Regions from separate parts of the Homo sapiens genome. Here all the other regions are linked to region 3. The links are chromatin contacts, found by Hi-C or POLR2A ChIA-PET in ENCODE. All regions are on one chromosome and are shown on one strand. The core of a region is the stretch at or near the end of the contact, and the rest is flanking DNA. Distances in the headings are between cores, read along the strand shown. Region 1 holds the start of ACSL5 (acyl-CoA synthetase long chain family member 5). Region 2 holds the start of CASP7 (caspase 7). Region 3 holds the start of TCF7L2 (transcription factor 7 like 2). Region 4 holds the start of GPAM (glycerol-3-phosphate acyltransferase, mitochondrial). Region 5 holds the start of NHLRC2 (NHL repeat containing 2).

The links. Hi-C counts contacts between places; a loop is a spot of excess contacts on that map. ChIA-PET counts read pairs that join two places held with the same protein, here RNA polymerase II (POLR2A). Pooled maps may share reads with other maps.
Region 1: a loop to region 3 is called in a pooled map, with 5 times the contacts of the local background. The contact joins the promoter of ACSL5 here to the promoter of TCF7L2 in region 3. A Hi-C loop is called at or near these places in 2 of 168 maps with a recorded cell type or tissue (HCT116 and naive thymus-derived CD4-positive, alpha-beta T cell) and 6 of 50 pooled maps.
Region 2: a loop to region 3 is called in a map of OCI-LY7, with 8 times the contacts of the local background. The contact joins the promoter of CASP7 here to the promoter of TCF7L2 in region 3. A Hi-C loop is called at or near these places in 2 of 168 maps with a recorded cell type or tissue (OCI-LY7 and endothelial cell of umbilical vein) and 9 of 50 pooled maps. POLR2A ChIA-PET finds 5 or more read pairs at or near these places in 1 of 52 experiments (RWPE1).
Region 4: a map of OCI-LY7 shows a loop between it and region 3 (7-fold over the local background). The contact joins the promoter of GPAM here to the promoter of TCF7L2 in region 3. A Hi-C loop is called at or near these places in 3 of 168 maps with a recorded cell type or tissue (CD8-positive, alpha-beta T cell, OCI-LY7 and naive thymus-derived CD4-positive, alpha-beta T cell), 1 of 37 single-sample maps with no recorded cell type and 9 of 50 pooled maps.
Region 5: a loop to region 3 is called in a map of CD8-positive, alpha-beta T cell, with 4 times the contacts of the local background. The contact joins the promoter of NHLRC2 here to the promoter of TCF7L2 in region 3. A Hi-C loop is called at or near these places in 1 of 168 maps with a recorded cell type or tissue (CD8-positive, alpha-beta T cell) and 4 of 50 pooled maps. POLR2A ChIA-PET finds 5 or more read pairs at or near these places in 1 of 52 experiments (Caco-2).

Annotation. Positions count from the first base shown.
Region 1 is chr10:112,372,666-112,375,365 of GRCh38, reverse strand. It overlaps ACSL5 (acyl-CoA synthetase long chain family member 5), which reads right to left and starts at 1,250. Exons shown (of 21, transcript NM_203379.2): 1 at 1,097-1,250.
Region 2 is chr10:113,678,464-113,681,167 of GRCh38, reverse strand. CASP7 (caspase 7) reads right to left here and starts at 1,256. Exons shown (of 7, transcript NM_001227.5): 1 at 1,190-1,256. RefSeq lists an enhancer at 381-670.
Region 3 is chr10:112,948,978-112,951,677 of GRCh38, reverse strand. TCF7L2 (transcription factor 7 like 2) reads right to left here and starts at 1,431. Exons shown (of 15, transcript NM_001367943.1): 1 at 733-1,431; 2 at 405-471; 3 at 71-195. The coding sequence starts at 921. It overlaps LOC124902502 (a long non-coding RNA gene), which reads left to right. Exons shown (of 2, transcript XR_007062291.1): 2 at 671-1,049.
Region 4 is chr10:112,182,476-112,185,199 of GRCh38, reverse strand. GPAM (glycerol-3-phosphate acyltransferase, mitochondrial) reads left to right here and starts at 1,435. Exons shown (of 22, transcript NM_001244949.2): 1 at 1,435-1,507; 2 at 2,309-2,406. RefSeq lists a silencer at 1,288-1,517.
Region 5 is chr10:113,853,218-113,855,917 of GRCh38, reverse strand. NHLRC2 (NHL repeat containing 2) reads right to left here and starts at 1,257. Exons shown (of 11, transcript NM_198514.4): 1 at 868-1,257. The coding sequence starts at 1,045. DCLRE1A (DNA cross-link repair 1A) reads left to right here and starts at 1,836. Exons shown (of 9, transcript NM_014881.5): 1 at 1,836-2,700. RefSeq lists an enhancer at 73-777 and a silencer at 788-1,147.

The DNA.
Region 1 (2,700 bases), core at 1-2,500, 580 kb after region 3:
CAAGAGCTGAGCCCTTGGCCTCTGGGGAGCCGCCTTTGGACATGGAAGAAAGATGAAGGGCTGGGAGACGAAGTGGGGCCTGTGGCATTCCATCCTCTGGCTCATCTCACGGCTGGAGGAGCACTTGTCATTTGCTTAGTTTCAGGAACTCAGCTCCCCAAGAGGCAACTTCCTCTAGAGGAGAGCAGAGGATGGCAGAGTGGGTGTCGAATCTCAGCCACACTAATACCTCTGAGCCCTTCACCGGGTGCTGTCTTCCTTCACCAAAGGGCTCAGGGCCAGGGGAAGATGAGGTTTTATTTCTTTTTTTTTTATTGACCTCCTCCAGTAAAAATGCTCAAGTTCAGGAAGGTTGAGTCATTCTAAAGGCCCATCAGAGTTGTATTCCTATCAATCCTCTGTGCACATGAGTGACACCCTCAGGATTTCAGGGGGTAACTGAAAGCTTTGGCAACCCACAACAATTCTGCATTATTGGGCAGGCTGTGGAAACTGACCAATCAAGTCTCAAATTCTAGCCACACCACCTTGGAGCTATGTAGCTTAGGCCATGCTGTTTAACAGCCTGGAGACGCACTATGCCTCTGTGAAATGGGAAGGATACCACCTGCTTTATAGGATGAGATACACCAATGAAGTAACATACATAATCTACCCAGAACAGTCCCCAGCACCTAATCGAATATCTGCTGATTCCCTTCCTCTCTGTCTGCCAAATGGGACTCTCTGCCCTCAGCAGCTGACGCACGATCCTTCTAACTACACTGAGACAGAAATTTCTTAATGGAAGATGAAGGAGACCCACATTCTGGCTTGGTGTGCTTTAGTACACTTACCAAAATCAGTGTTCCCTTCCAATTCCATCCCCTGCTAGCATTTGGATAGCTCATATATCTCCACCCCTTTTCCAACTGATTTTTTTCTTTGCCTCCCACACAAGTCAGCTGAGATTACTATTCAACTAAATGTAATTTCATGTTATTAAAGAGCCTTAGGTTGAGCATAACAAATCCCACTTTCTTTCCCCACACCAATCCCCTCCCTACTATCTCACAGATATATTCAATATAGTGCAGGTAGTATCATTGCAGCTTACCTTGGAAGAAGACTCTCCCTTCCTGGGTCCAGGAAGTGCTCCCCTCACAGCTGGCTGTATTGATTCAGCACCACATTCAGGCACTTCTACTCTTTCCACAGCTCCTAGGACTGACTGGGACACACCCGAAGCTACTGTGTACTGTCCTGAGAGTGGCCAACACACTCCCCTGGAACCTTTGAATCTGTCACAACAGAAGTTCAAAGGTAGAAGTTACCTGTTCAAACACTTGTAGTAACCTCTGACAGTAAGAAAAGCAGTGTTGGGCAAAAGATTAAAACAAGAGATTGTTATGCAATGGGCTTAAGCGGGAAAAAAAAAAAAGACGGCCCTTAGTTCAGAAAGCTAACGTTTACCAAGAGAAACCTTCGATAAAGCTCTACCTCAGGGGAAGGAGAAGGGGTAGACAGGGCTTTGCATCTGCTTTGGGGGCACAATCCTTGAGACTGTGATAGGAAGAGGAAGGTCTAGATTACTAGAAGAAAAAGGGCTCCTTGAGATCAGAGTGAGAGAAAAATGAGAAGCCACTTTAATTGGCTCAAGCTATAACTTTAGGATTCAGACTAAGCAGAGGTGTGCATTTGCAGACCAGCTATCTTCTAGAAGGGACCACTGCCCCCTTCAGAATTAGAACGTCTCCAAGACAACCAAATGAGCCAAATCAGTCTAGAGTCTAGGCTGAGAGACAAGCCTAGGACGGTTGTTTTTAGGATTCGGAATCACGAACACAGTCTGCAGCACACATAGTTTAGCAAGGCGCTAGAATAGGAAGCATTGCTTCCTGGCTAACACGGTGAAACCCCGTCTCTACTGAATACACAAAAAATTAGCCGGGCGTGGTGGTGGGCCCCTGTAGTCCCAGCTACTTGGGAGGCTGAGGCAGGAGAATGGTGTGAACCCGGGAGGTGGAGCTTGCAGTGAGCCAAGATCGCGCCACTGCACTCCAGCCTGGGCGACACAGCGAGACTCTGTCTCAAAAAAAAAAAAAAAAAAAGAAGCATTGCTACTGCGTCATGGCTCAGCCATCCTACTCTCTCCTTTTTTTTTTTTTTTTTTTTTTTTGAGACGGAGTCTCACCGCAACCTCCACTTCCTGAGTTCAAGCAATTCTCCTGCCTCAGCCTCTGGAGTGGCTGGGATTACAGGCATGCACCACAATGCCTGGCTAATTTTTTTTTTTTTTTTTGTATTTTTAGCAGAGACAGGGTTTCACCATGTTGGCCAGGCTGGTCTCGAACTCCTGACTTCAAGTGATCTGCCTGCCTCGGCCTCCCGAAGTGCTGGGATTATAGGCATGAGCCACCATGCCCAGCCTCTCTTTCCACTTTGAAGTTCTCTAGTCACCATTCTTGATTCCAAGATCATTAGGACTGCAAGGCATCATTACTAAACAAAAACAGTGGGTAGAAATGAAAGAAACCCTGGAGATGATGTGCAAACTTACTGTATAGGTGAGGCCAGTGAGGCCTTTTCAGGTGAAAGAAGGCTTCTGGAATCACACAACCAGTCGGTCAAGACAGCACCTGACTCAGAGTCATGAGAACCCCTGCAGTGCCTTGGCCCCTATGCTGCCCCATTGATCTGTGTATGTTTAGCTACCAGAAT
Region 2 (2,704 bases), core at 7-2,506, 730 kb before region 3:
GAACAGGAGCCCACATGTTGGGGCAACTGGTACACAGCTGGGTAAGAAGTCACTGCCCAGCTATTGTCTGAACTTTTTACTTTCATGAAGGGGGAAATGGACTGCAGCTGCTTCCCCTGAAAAGTGACATCATACAATTTGTGACTCACTTCTTGCCCAAATAAAAATCTTCCTAAAGGGCACACAGAGAAGACCTGAAAACCTCCCCCTCTTGCCTCTAGCAGCTGGGAGGGGGAAAGGGAGGCTCTGCTGGGCACTCAAGCGCTCCGCTGCGTCACCCAAGGCTCATGGCACTGCTAGACCAGGGCCTTTACTTTGCTATTGCAGAAACTTTAGCTTCTTCAGAGACGTTAAGTAACCTGTCCAAAGCCACACAGTTTACAGGTGGCAGAAGGTGGACTGTGAATCTAGGCAATGGCGGTACCAAGGGTGAAGGTCAGGCCGGCGAGACCCAAAAGGAGGAAATAGCCTGTAAGTTGAGACAACAGGGAGGGCCACGTCAACTAGCCCAGGAGCCCAGAAGTTCAAGAATAAAGATCTGGAAATGATACACCCACAATCACCCACAAGTAATTTTACTGCTCCATAAACCGCAAAGCTGTCACCTGGAGCCTAACACTCCACACGTCTAAATGTCTCCTGCCTGGTTTCCACCTCCTCAAGGTCCCTCTAAGAGCCCTGCAGCAAGGACGCTCAGCTCCAGTGTACTCAGACTTGACAGAGCCACTGCCGCGAAACGCGTACCATAATCAACTCTGTCCATCCCCGCCAACAGTCTGCGGGGATCACCGTGGTTCCCATTTAACAGAGAGAGGGTTGAGGTCCCACCGCCGGCAGGCAAGGGGTGGGGACCGGAACGCAGGCAAAGGAGCCCTCGCTGTTAGCCGCTGTGCCAGATCACGAGCCCTCCTCTCCTAAATCTCGAATAGTACGAGGTGTCCCCTAGCCCCCCGGCTAGGAGGGAAGGGAGGACAAGCTGAGCAAGGCAAGCGATGGAGAGAGCGGAACGGGCCCTCTTCCCAAAGTTTCAGCGCAGGCCGTCGGGGCCACTCAGTCCCACTCAACCAGGCTCCCCTAGACCACGCTGGGGGCGCAGGGGGGAACTAGGAAGCCGGCAGGAAGGAGGGAGGCAAGGCGCGCACGGCCGGCGGGCTGGAGAGGCGCCGGCCGAGGTGGGGGCTGCAGTTACCGTTCCCACGGCGGTAGGGCGGCTGGGACTGGCACAGTCTCTCTCCGTCGCTCCGCAGCAAGGGTCTGGGGCCCCTTTAGCGAAAGCGAAACTAAAAGTCTCGGCGCTGCGGAGGGAGGAGCCGCCCTGGGTAGGGCCGGGCGGGGCTTGCACCGCCCCTGGCTCGGGGTAGTGCGCTCCGCAGGGGTGGAAGAGCCCAAAGCGACCCGTGTCCCCGCACGCATAGTCCCTGGAGGGCGCTCTCTGCAAAGCTGGCCGCGCGCTCTGCCAAGTTGGCCCCTCGCTCTACAAAGTTGAGCCCGCGCGCGGGAGAACGCGCACAGCAAAGTTTGCAGTTTCCCGGGACAGCCGAGCCGCCGCGGGTTGTTCCGGGAAAAAAACAAATCTGCCAAACTGGCCGCGCTCCAAGTGACCCAAAGAGCGCAGATTTCGCGGCGGCGCTCAGTGATGGGGCGCTCGTGTGGTCACCTCCACTTCCCCGCCCCCAGTGTACACCTCGACCTGGGCCTTCACATCAACTCGGAGACCCCTTTCCCATAGCCAGAGGCTCTCCCCTAGCGAAACCTGGATCCCAGCTGGAACTGCTGGCGTCCCCCTGGGGGACTCCACGCCTACATTAGCATGCGTACCCCACAAGGCTGATCCGCTTCGGGCCCGCTGTGGCATCCACTGTGGTCTCCTAGACGTTGCTTTGCGGGGGGCGCCCTCCTGCGCGCGTGGGCGTAGGACGCTCCCTCAGCTTTGAAGGAAGTACCCACCCAGCAGCCCAGCTTGCTGGTGGAGATGCTGCTCCTGGATCTTTCGGGAAATATTTGTTGTGCGCCCCCGTGTGTCAGGGACTGGGTATGCGGCCGGGAGTCAGTCAAACACGGGAGAGACTGAGCACTTCCACGGATTCTAGTTCACCCCAACCCCACAGCATACGCACACACACACACACACACACACACACACACGGACACACGGATTCCAGTTCACCCTGACCCCACAAAACACACACACACACACACGGATTCCAGTTATCCAGTTCACCCTGACCAAACACACACACACACGGATTCCCGTTCACCCTGACCCCACAAAAGACATACACAGGCATTCCAGTTCACCCTGACCCCACAAAAGACATACACAGGCATTCCAGTTCACCCTGACCCCACAACACACACACACACGCATTCCAGTTTACCCTGACCCCACAACACACACACACACGGATTCAAGTTCACCCCGACCCAACACACCCACACACAAACACACAGATTCTAGTTCATGAAACCCACCACACACACGGATTCATACACACACACGCACCTAGTTCACCCTGACCCCACAACACACACACACACACACACACACACACACACACACACACGTCTTTCTTCACCCTGGCTCAGGGAAGCAACTAAACTCAATCACACTGAGGTGTAAAATATCTGAGAAGAAATTGTAGTTTTATTCATATCAGAGACACAGTATTTACTTTTAGGAACCACCAAATCCTTGCGTGAATGG
Region 3 (2,700 bases), core at 182-2,681:
CGCATGCGGGGCCCGGCGGGCGGCGCGGGCGGGCGGGCAGCGGGCGGGGGCCGGGCGCGGAGGCACTTACGGTTCGGGCGGTGGGCGAGAGCGATCCGTTGGGGAGGTAGGGGCTCGTCAGGTCGGGGATCATGATGAAGGGGTAGCCGGGATACGGTGGCCCCTTAAAGAGCCCTCCATCTTGCCTCTTGGCCGCTAACATGGCGGGGCGGCGAGGGGACAGCGGCGGCCGCGCGGAGCGGGAGAGAGTGAGGAGAAACTTTTTAGAAAGTGCCCCGAGGGGCCGGGCGCCCCGACCGGGCCGGCGCAGGGCCAGGCCGAGCCGGGCGCGGGGCCGGGGCGCGCGGGGCGGCCGGCCCGGGGGGCGGCTCCGGGCGGCTGCGGGGCGCGCGGGGCGTACTCACCTTCTTCCAAACTTTCCCGGGATTTGTCTCGGAAACTTTCGGAGCGAGGCGGAGGCCGTCTTTCCGCCTTCCCAGAGGGGTGGAGGTGGGGAGGGCGAGGGGCAAACGCCACGCAGAAGGGGGAGAAGGGGGAGAAAAAGAATCGGCGAGGTCGAGGGGGGGGTAGAAAAAAACAGGGTTACAAGTTTTTGCAATGGTGGCACCGTACGCACACGCCGCCCGCCGGGCCCCGCCGCCGCCCCCAGCCCCGATTTCTCCCCTTTCAGCAACATTTGCCAAGCCCAGGAAACAGATAAAAAACCCCACCAGCCCGAGGGGCTTTTCCTACCTCGGAATCGGAGGAGCTGTTTTGATTCGTTTCTGATTCATTGACTAGAGACGATTTGACATCAGCTAAATCCCTCTCTGCCGAGGAGTTTTCGGAGCTCTTCTCCTCCTGTTCGCCCTCGTCTTTGAAGGAAATCAGTTCGTCGTTGGCGCCTAGGTCATCCCCTCCACCGCCGTTCAGCTGCGGCATTTTTTTTTCACCCACCAGCAGCAATTTTGGAAGAAAAATGAAGGAGGAAGAAAAGCCAAAAAAAATCACCCCCAAAAAGTTTTGCCCCCCCAAAAAATATTGCAAGAAAAAGACGAGTCCAAGGTGAACTTTTTTCTGCTTGGGGGTCTTTTTCTCCTGGGGAGGGGAAAAGAGGGAGGAGGGGAGGGGAAGGGGGGGGAGATCTTCTGCACGCGTGAGTTTGGGTTTCTTTTTTCTCTCGTTCCCAAGGATCCGATCAATGTGCAAAAAAATAATAAATAAAAAAGGGGGGTAAAAAAAAAAAAAACACCAACAACAACAAGAAGTCAGATATAAAGAGCAAAGGGGGGGGGAAGCCGAAGATACAGGAGGTGCTCGTGCCGCTCGGATTTGAGTGAGTTGAAGTTAGACTGAGAGCTTTTCAGTTCAAAGGCGGCGCTGATTGACAGATAGAAAAAGGGGGATCGAAATCCGGAGGAACGGAGTAGTCTGGGAGCGGAGATTATTGACAGGGCGAGAGGAACACACTGCCTTAATGAGATGCCGGAGGGCGGGGCCGGCCCAGTGACGTGTGCATAAATAAACAGCCGGGGTGGGCGGGGCGGGGGCGGCTAACAATGATCCTTTCGGGCGCCGGGAGAGGGAGGAGGGAAAGAAGGAGGAAGAGAGGGGCGGGGAAGCCGGGGGGAGACGGAGGGAGGAGTGTGCAGGGGGAGCGGCCTGCGCGGAGTGTGTGCGAGCCCGGGATTCTGGGCGAGGGTGCAGGGACTTGCTCCGGGAGGGGGCGGTTTCAGAAAGACAATGCGGGGTGGGAGAGGAGGAGAAGGGGGTGGCGACCAAGTCAGGAATCCGAGCCGAGGAAGGCGGAAGGAAAGCCCACTTGGGGGGCGGGGATGGGGAGAGGCCCAAAACAGTGCACTTTAGAAATATTAGAAATAAGTCTTAAGGGAGGGGGAAAAGGAAGGGTAGTATTTGAGAAAGTGGTGGCTGGGGGAGGGGGTGGGGGGGTGCTTGGTGGTTAATTCAGCAGTGAAATCAGCCACCCTTAGACGGGATGCGACAAAAGTGGTCAAAAGGAAAGATCAACCCTCCACTTTCAGAGAGCTTGGGGAAGTGAAGGGGCTGGTCAAAGTTCCTGGTCATCTACAATGAAAGAAACTATTAACCCATGAGGCCTCCCTCCTCCCTTTTTTGTTTATTAGTAGTGAATCATTTCATGAAATGTTAAGTCCCACTAGGATGGATATGCCAAAACGACTTTTTATGCAAAAAACAAATGCTAAATGTCAGAAACATTAAAAGTATCCTTAAGGAAAAATATATGATTCTTTTAAATGTAGAGTGGTGTTTTGCTTTTTTTTTTTTTTTTTTAACTGACGTTGGAGGTAGTAGGAAATGAGCTAGAGTCAAAGTCCTTTTTGACTTAGGAGGTGAAAAGTTTGGGCGTTAACACCGTCAGGGAAAATAAAACTGAAAGTTCACCAACCCCTGGGATCAGTTGGGCTACAGTGTTTCTCGAAGGGGGTCTGAAATGAAATCCCCGAAAGACTGACCAAAATAATCAAGATGTAGGTGGCTCTGGCAGGAAATTGCTAACCAAACCGATGCTAGAAGACCTTCGGGAGAAGATGGGAAACCTGGGGCTTGAGGCAGGTATTTGTTGACTTTTAGGTATTAGAGGAGGAGCAGACTGATTTGCTACAAAATGGGGAATGGAATTATGTTAAAGAGGAAAGACCCAGCTCCCAAAACACAATGTTCCTGGGTGATAGAGCAAGA
Region 4 (2,724 bases), core at 186-2,685, 770 kb after region 3:
TTCTCAAAAACGGTTTAATCCTTTGGTGGCTGGCTTTTAAGATTTCTAAGATAGAATCAGAGTAGCTTTTACATTAGAGCTAATTTTGCCCCACTACTGAAGCAAAACCATTTGAGTTGTGAATTATGAGGTTTTCCAGTCGGGGTGCCAGGATCAGGCACTATTTCTGGTCCTGTATAATCACTGGGTATCTTTCTACTCTGCCTTGTGGGAGCAGAATTAATTTCCTACCCTGTGCAAACTTTAGTAATTGCTCTCTCTTTTCTTCATACATGATTATTTCCTGCCCTTAGGTAGCTTCCTCACACACATGCTCTAATCAGCGGAAGACTGGAGTGAGATCTGTTGTAGATCTCCACAGCTCCTTCTTTCTCTGTGTAGCTTTCTCCTTTCTGATATACAACTCACAGTTCCAGCTGCTTTGGCCTCCCTGCTCTCCCAGTTCTATCTCTTCAACTCAGGGAGTCTGCCTAGCTCTTTTTGGCTGCTCCCTCTAGTTAGTAAATCAAGGCAATCATAGGGCTCACCTCATTTGTTTTCCCTCCTCAAGGACCACTGTCCAGCACAACGTTTAAAAGCCATTGTCTTATAAATGCCTGTTTGTTTTTGTTTTTAGTTGTTTTAGGCAGGAGAGTAAATTCAGTCCTGTTGCTCCATCTTAGCTGGCTAGACTGGATTGCTATAAATTTTAAACTATCTAAATAGTTGCATATATTTAGGGGGTACAAATCGATGTTATGACTTATGAATACAATGTGGAATAACTGAATCAAGCTAATTGACATATCCACCTCAAATACTTCTCAGTTTTCATGGTGAGAACTTTTGAAATGTACTCTTAGCGATTTTGAACTGTATAATACATTATTATTTACTATATTCACCATGCTGTGTAACATATAGTCCGAAGGGGGAAAAAAGCCCTTATTTCTCCTAACTGAGGCTTTTTATACTACAAGCCTTATTTGCTTCTTTTCATATCTCATTTTCCTCCTTAAAGGAAAAGGCACTCAGCCACTTTGGTAGAAATTACACAACATGGCCATTTGCAATCCCTGCCTCTCCCATTCGTAGTAAATCCTACATAGTCTTACAGATCTCATAAAAAGTCAGACCACACACATAACCTGATAGCCCACGCGCACATTCCCAACAGAGCCTGGAAGAGGGACAAGCTCCCGGATAAGCTGAATTTACACAAAGCAGAATGAGGTACCCACACACACTCACACACGCATGGCCTAGGCAGGGTAACCATCTGTCCAGGCGCTCACACACTATCTTTAGCCACACACAGGCACGCACACTCGAGTACACACATTACACCCTCGGATCCGCTCACGCTCCCTGAGGCTCGCAGGCCGGGCCCCGCCCCCGGCGCTGGCTAGCCGGCGGCCCCGCGTCAATGCCACGCGCCGGTTGCGTCATCAGGGTGCGCCACTGCAGCTGGCATTGGCCGGGACTGGAAGTGCGGGCTTCTGCAGCAGCCGAAGCTGGAGCTGCTAGGGTGCGAACTGCCAGGGCAGGTGTGGGCTGCGGGAGGCTACTCGGGCCGGGAGCGCCGGGACAAGTGCATGGAGGTGGTGCGACTCCTGCAAGTTGCTGGGGCAGTCGTGTCCCCTATTCCCTGACACCCGAGCTCCGGTCTTCTCCCTGAGAAATCGGTCGGGCTCGTGCAGGGGTGGGGATCAGGATTCATCTCTCCTGGGGAGACTGCGCTGGGGCATGGGTTCCCCTGGGTTGGAAGGAGTCCTTATGGACTCAGTCCCCTAAGTATCTGCACGCGCGGAGGCGCCGCCAGCCAGCCCGCCTGGGTCCCTAGGGAACATTGAGGCAGTAAGGGGTACTCTGAGAGCAGCCGGTATGCTGGAGATAATTAATGACAGCGTTACCATTGATTGGACTGAGCGCTCACTGTGTGTTACACACTGTGGTAGACCCTTTGTTTATATTATTCCGTCCTCTCAACAATCCAGGAGGTTAAGAGCTATCATTCTGCCCATTTTCCAGATGGGAAAACTAAGGCATAGAAGTTAACCAACTTATGGTAATAAAAAATCACACAGATGGTAAGCAGTGGAAGATTTAAACCTCACAGCTGGTCTTCCAGCCTCTGTCCTTTTCAGATCCTCTAGTCAGCTTCTCTCAGCGCATGCTGCTGGCTGGTGCCTCTGGGATATTGCTTCTTTATTACTCCTTGACCTAGAGCGAACTGTGCGGAGGGAGGAAGTGCAAAACGTGGACCTCCTGTTGGCACAAACGAGCCTCTTTGTCCTCTCCTCATCCTCTCTTCACTTCATTTTCTCAGGCAGCAGCGGCTCCCCTGTTGTATGGACATTCTGCACCCGAAACTGATAGCTGAGTCCTGAAGTTTTATGTTATGAAACAGAAGAACTTTCATCCCAGGTGCATTGGTTTATTCTCTCCCCTAGCCTGTTATGTTAGATTGTACTTATGTTAAATTTTTAAGGACATAGGTGGTTATGCCGAGAATAACAGTGACTGTAGCCAACCCATGTGGGGATTGTAAAGAAATTGGAATATGCCTTCCAAAGGAACACTGTTAATCTAGACATGACCTTTCAGGATTTTAAAGGAATAATTTTAGGCCAGGTGAGAAACAGCCAAAAGCAAAAATAATGTGAGGCTAGAGATTATGTTTGAAAGTTTTTATATTTTGGATTAATATCTATTCTAGGAGTTTACTCTTAGTGAATCTTTTTC
Region 5 (2,700 bases), core at 8-2,507, 900 kb before region 3:
CCTCAACTGTGAAAGGGGAATGATAGGAGCACCTCACTGGGATATAGAGGTAATTGAATAAGGTAATATCTCCTCAAGTGTTTAGGTATCCCCTCAAGTGTTTAGGACTGTGTGTGGCAGGCCGGGCGCGGTGGCTCACGCCTGTAATCCCAGCACTTTGGGAAACGGAGGCGGGAGGATCACTTGAAATCAGGAGGTCGAGACCAGCCTGGCCAACATAGTGAAACGCCGTCTCTACTAAAAATACAAACAAAACAAAACAAAACAAAACAAAACAAAACAACTAGCCAGGCGTGGTGGCGCGGGCCTGTAGTCCCAGCTACTCCGGAGGCTGAGGCAGGTGAATCGCCTGAACCTGGGAGGCGGAGGTTGCAGTGAGCCAAGATCACGCCACTGTACTCCAGCCTGGGAGACAGAGCGAGACTCCGTATCAAAAAAAAACAAAAAAAAACCCTGTGTGTGATACATGAAAAAGTGATCAATAAATGTCAAGATGATGCAGAAAGATGACCAGAAGACACTGGGGAACCAGATTGAATGGACAGAATGGTGTGGACGTTGCAATCATTGCCACCGGGGACACTAAATATTCACGGAGTGTCCACTTGGCTAATATCAGGCGCGGGCGGAACTCAGGATACACAGACGAGTATGTGGATCCCCGTGCCAGGGAAACCCCCGTCGGTGGCCGCTTGGGGACCCCTGGGAATTGCAGAACACGCGAACAGCGGCCCAAGTTAGGCGAAGGGCCACTCCCCGGGGCGCCAGCGGCACAAACCCGCCTAGCCCACCGCTTCGCGGGAGGGCGCCGTCCCCGAGGAAGGGGAGGTGCCGGGAGGGGCCCCCACCCCGACGCCAGCCCCTCACCTTCCGGAAACTCGGGTACTGACAAGTCCTGCTCCCAGCCGTCCACCTTCTGCAGATACTGGTAGACCAGGCTGTCCTTCTCCTGCTGGGTAACGGCGTCGAGCAGGGCGTACTCTAGCGAGGTCTGCGCGGGGAGCAGGCCGGAGAGGCTGCGGCCCCGGCCTCCGGGCGCCGCCATGTTTCCGCCGGGCTCCCGATGCGGCCGCCGGGCCCGCGGGAGAGTCTCGCTGGGAGAGACGAAACGTTCACTGTCCTGTGGTTTCCAAACGGCGCATTCACCTCACCCTCCACTAGCCCCACTCCACGCCAATGACACTTTTTTCTTTTTAAAGCATAGGTCCAAGTGCCAAAAGTCCAAATCGGCGCAGTTCCCGGGGACGTAATTAAACTGCCGTCCGACCCACCCCGCCCCTTTTCGGTCCCCACGCCGCAGCCGAGCCTGGACATTGAGAGCGTCAGATTCAACATGGAATAAGGCCTTAGGGACAGCGTCCCAGAGGCGCTAAGGGAAACATCCCCAACCCTCCACATTGGGAATTAGCGGACTTTCGAACACAAATAAAATACAATAAATCCGTAGGACTTAAAAGGGCAATGTATTTTTAAAAATTATTTTTAAAGTCTCTCTCTTTGAACAGCATCCGCCGATTCGACACGGCACTGGCAGCGGGAACTTGTTCCCGCCAAGACCCTAAAGGTAAAGCGGGTAGGGATAACCTCCAGAGAGAAGGCTTTGTAAACTGGAAGTGACTGGCGCGAGTGGCTTTCACTTATACACAAACACAGCGTTTTGTCATCTGGGAGTGCTGAAAGTGCGGGCGCGAACACATTTTTAGATGGGGGTGCCGGGAGGAGCGGATGCAGCTGGAGCGGCTCCCTTGGGGTGCCGAGTGGCAGGTGGGGGGCGGTGAGGGTCCTTGAGGGCGGGCCTTAGAGTCTTCAGAAGGGCAGGACTCTGAGGGCTTTTTGGAGCTCGCTATGCTTAACCTGGAGATGATTAAGGCCCCGCTTCCTGGCCTCCCAGCCTCTAATGCCAAAAGATAAGGGAGAGGCTGGCGTGTGACCCCGTTTTGAGTCAGGTGGACAGAGGGCTGGCCACCTTCGGAACCATGGGTGCAATACGGAGTCAGACCTCAATACAAGCCCACTCTTTCACATATTTGAACTTTTTTCACATATCAACTTTTTTTGTTCACTGTGCAGGGATTGTTCATTGCTGCTGGAGGAAGATCATGGACTGTCGCGGGAAACTGAAGTGGTTGAGTATCCACTAGTCGTGGATGAGGGCAGTGACTTCGCAGTTTTTTGCGAATTACACATCTCTTTGATTATGTTGTGACTAGTTTTGTTAGATAGTCATTTAGTGTTTGGGATACCTGTTAAGCCCTTTGTCCAGGGACTGTGGTTGGATTTATGAATTATTTGGACGGTTGTCCACTTGAAAGAACTGACAGTAGCTTCATAACAATGTTACAAATCTCGTTCTAAGATTAAGCTGTTGAACCTATATTTGCCATTAGCGCTTAATTTTTGAAGTATTATTTTTATGAATCAAGCCCTGGAAAAGGACAAGATATTTGAATGAAATAGCACCCATAATGGAGAACTTCACAGTTGCTACTCCTGTGATAGGTTTATCTTAGTTTCATTGTGGTATAAATGGAATAGCAGGTGTTGTCAGGTACAAGGTTTGTAGCTTGCCAATATGTTCATTACCAACACTGCAGATTCCCATTGAGTTGGTGGGGGTTTTGTTACCTTTGTTTTTTTTCTCAGCAAAATAATTCTATAACTTTTTGTTTGTGACAAGAAATGGACTTTCAGTTTACTTAA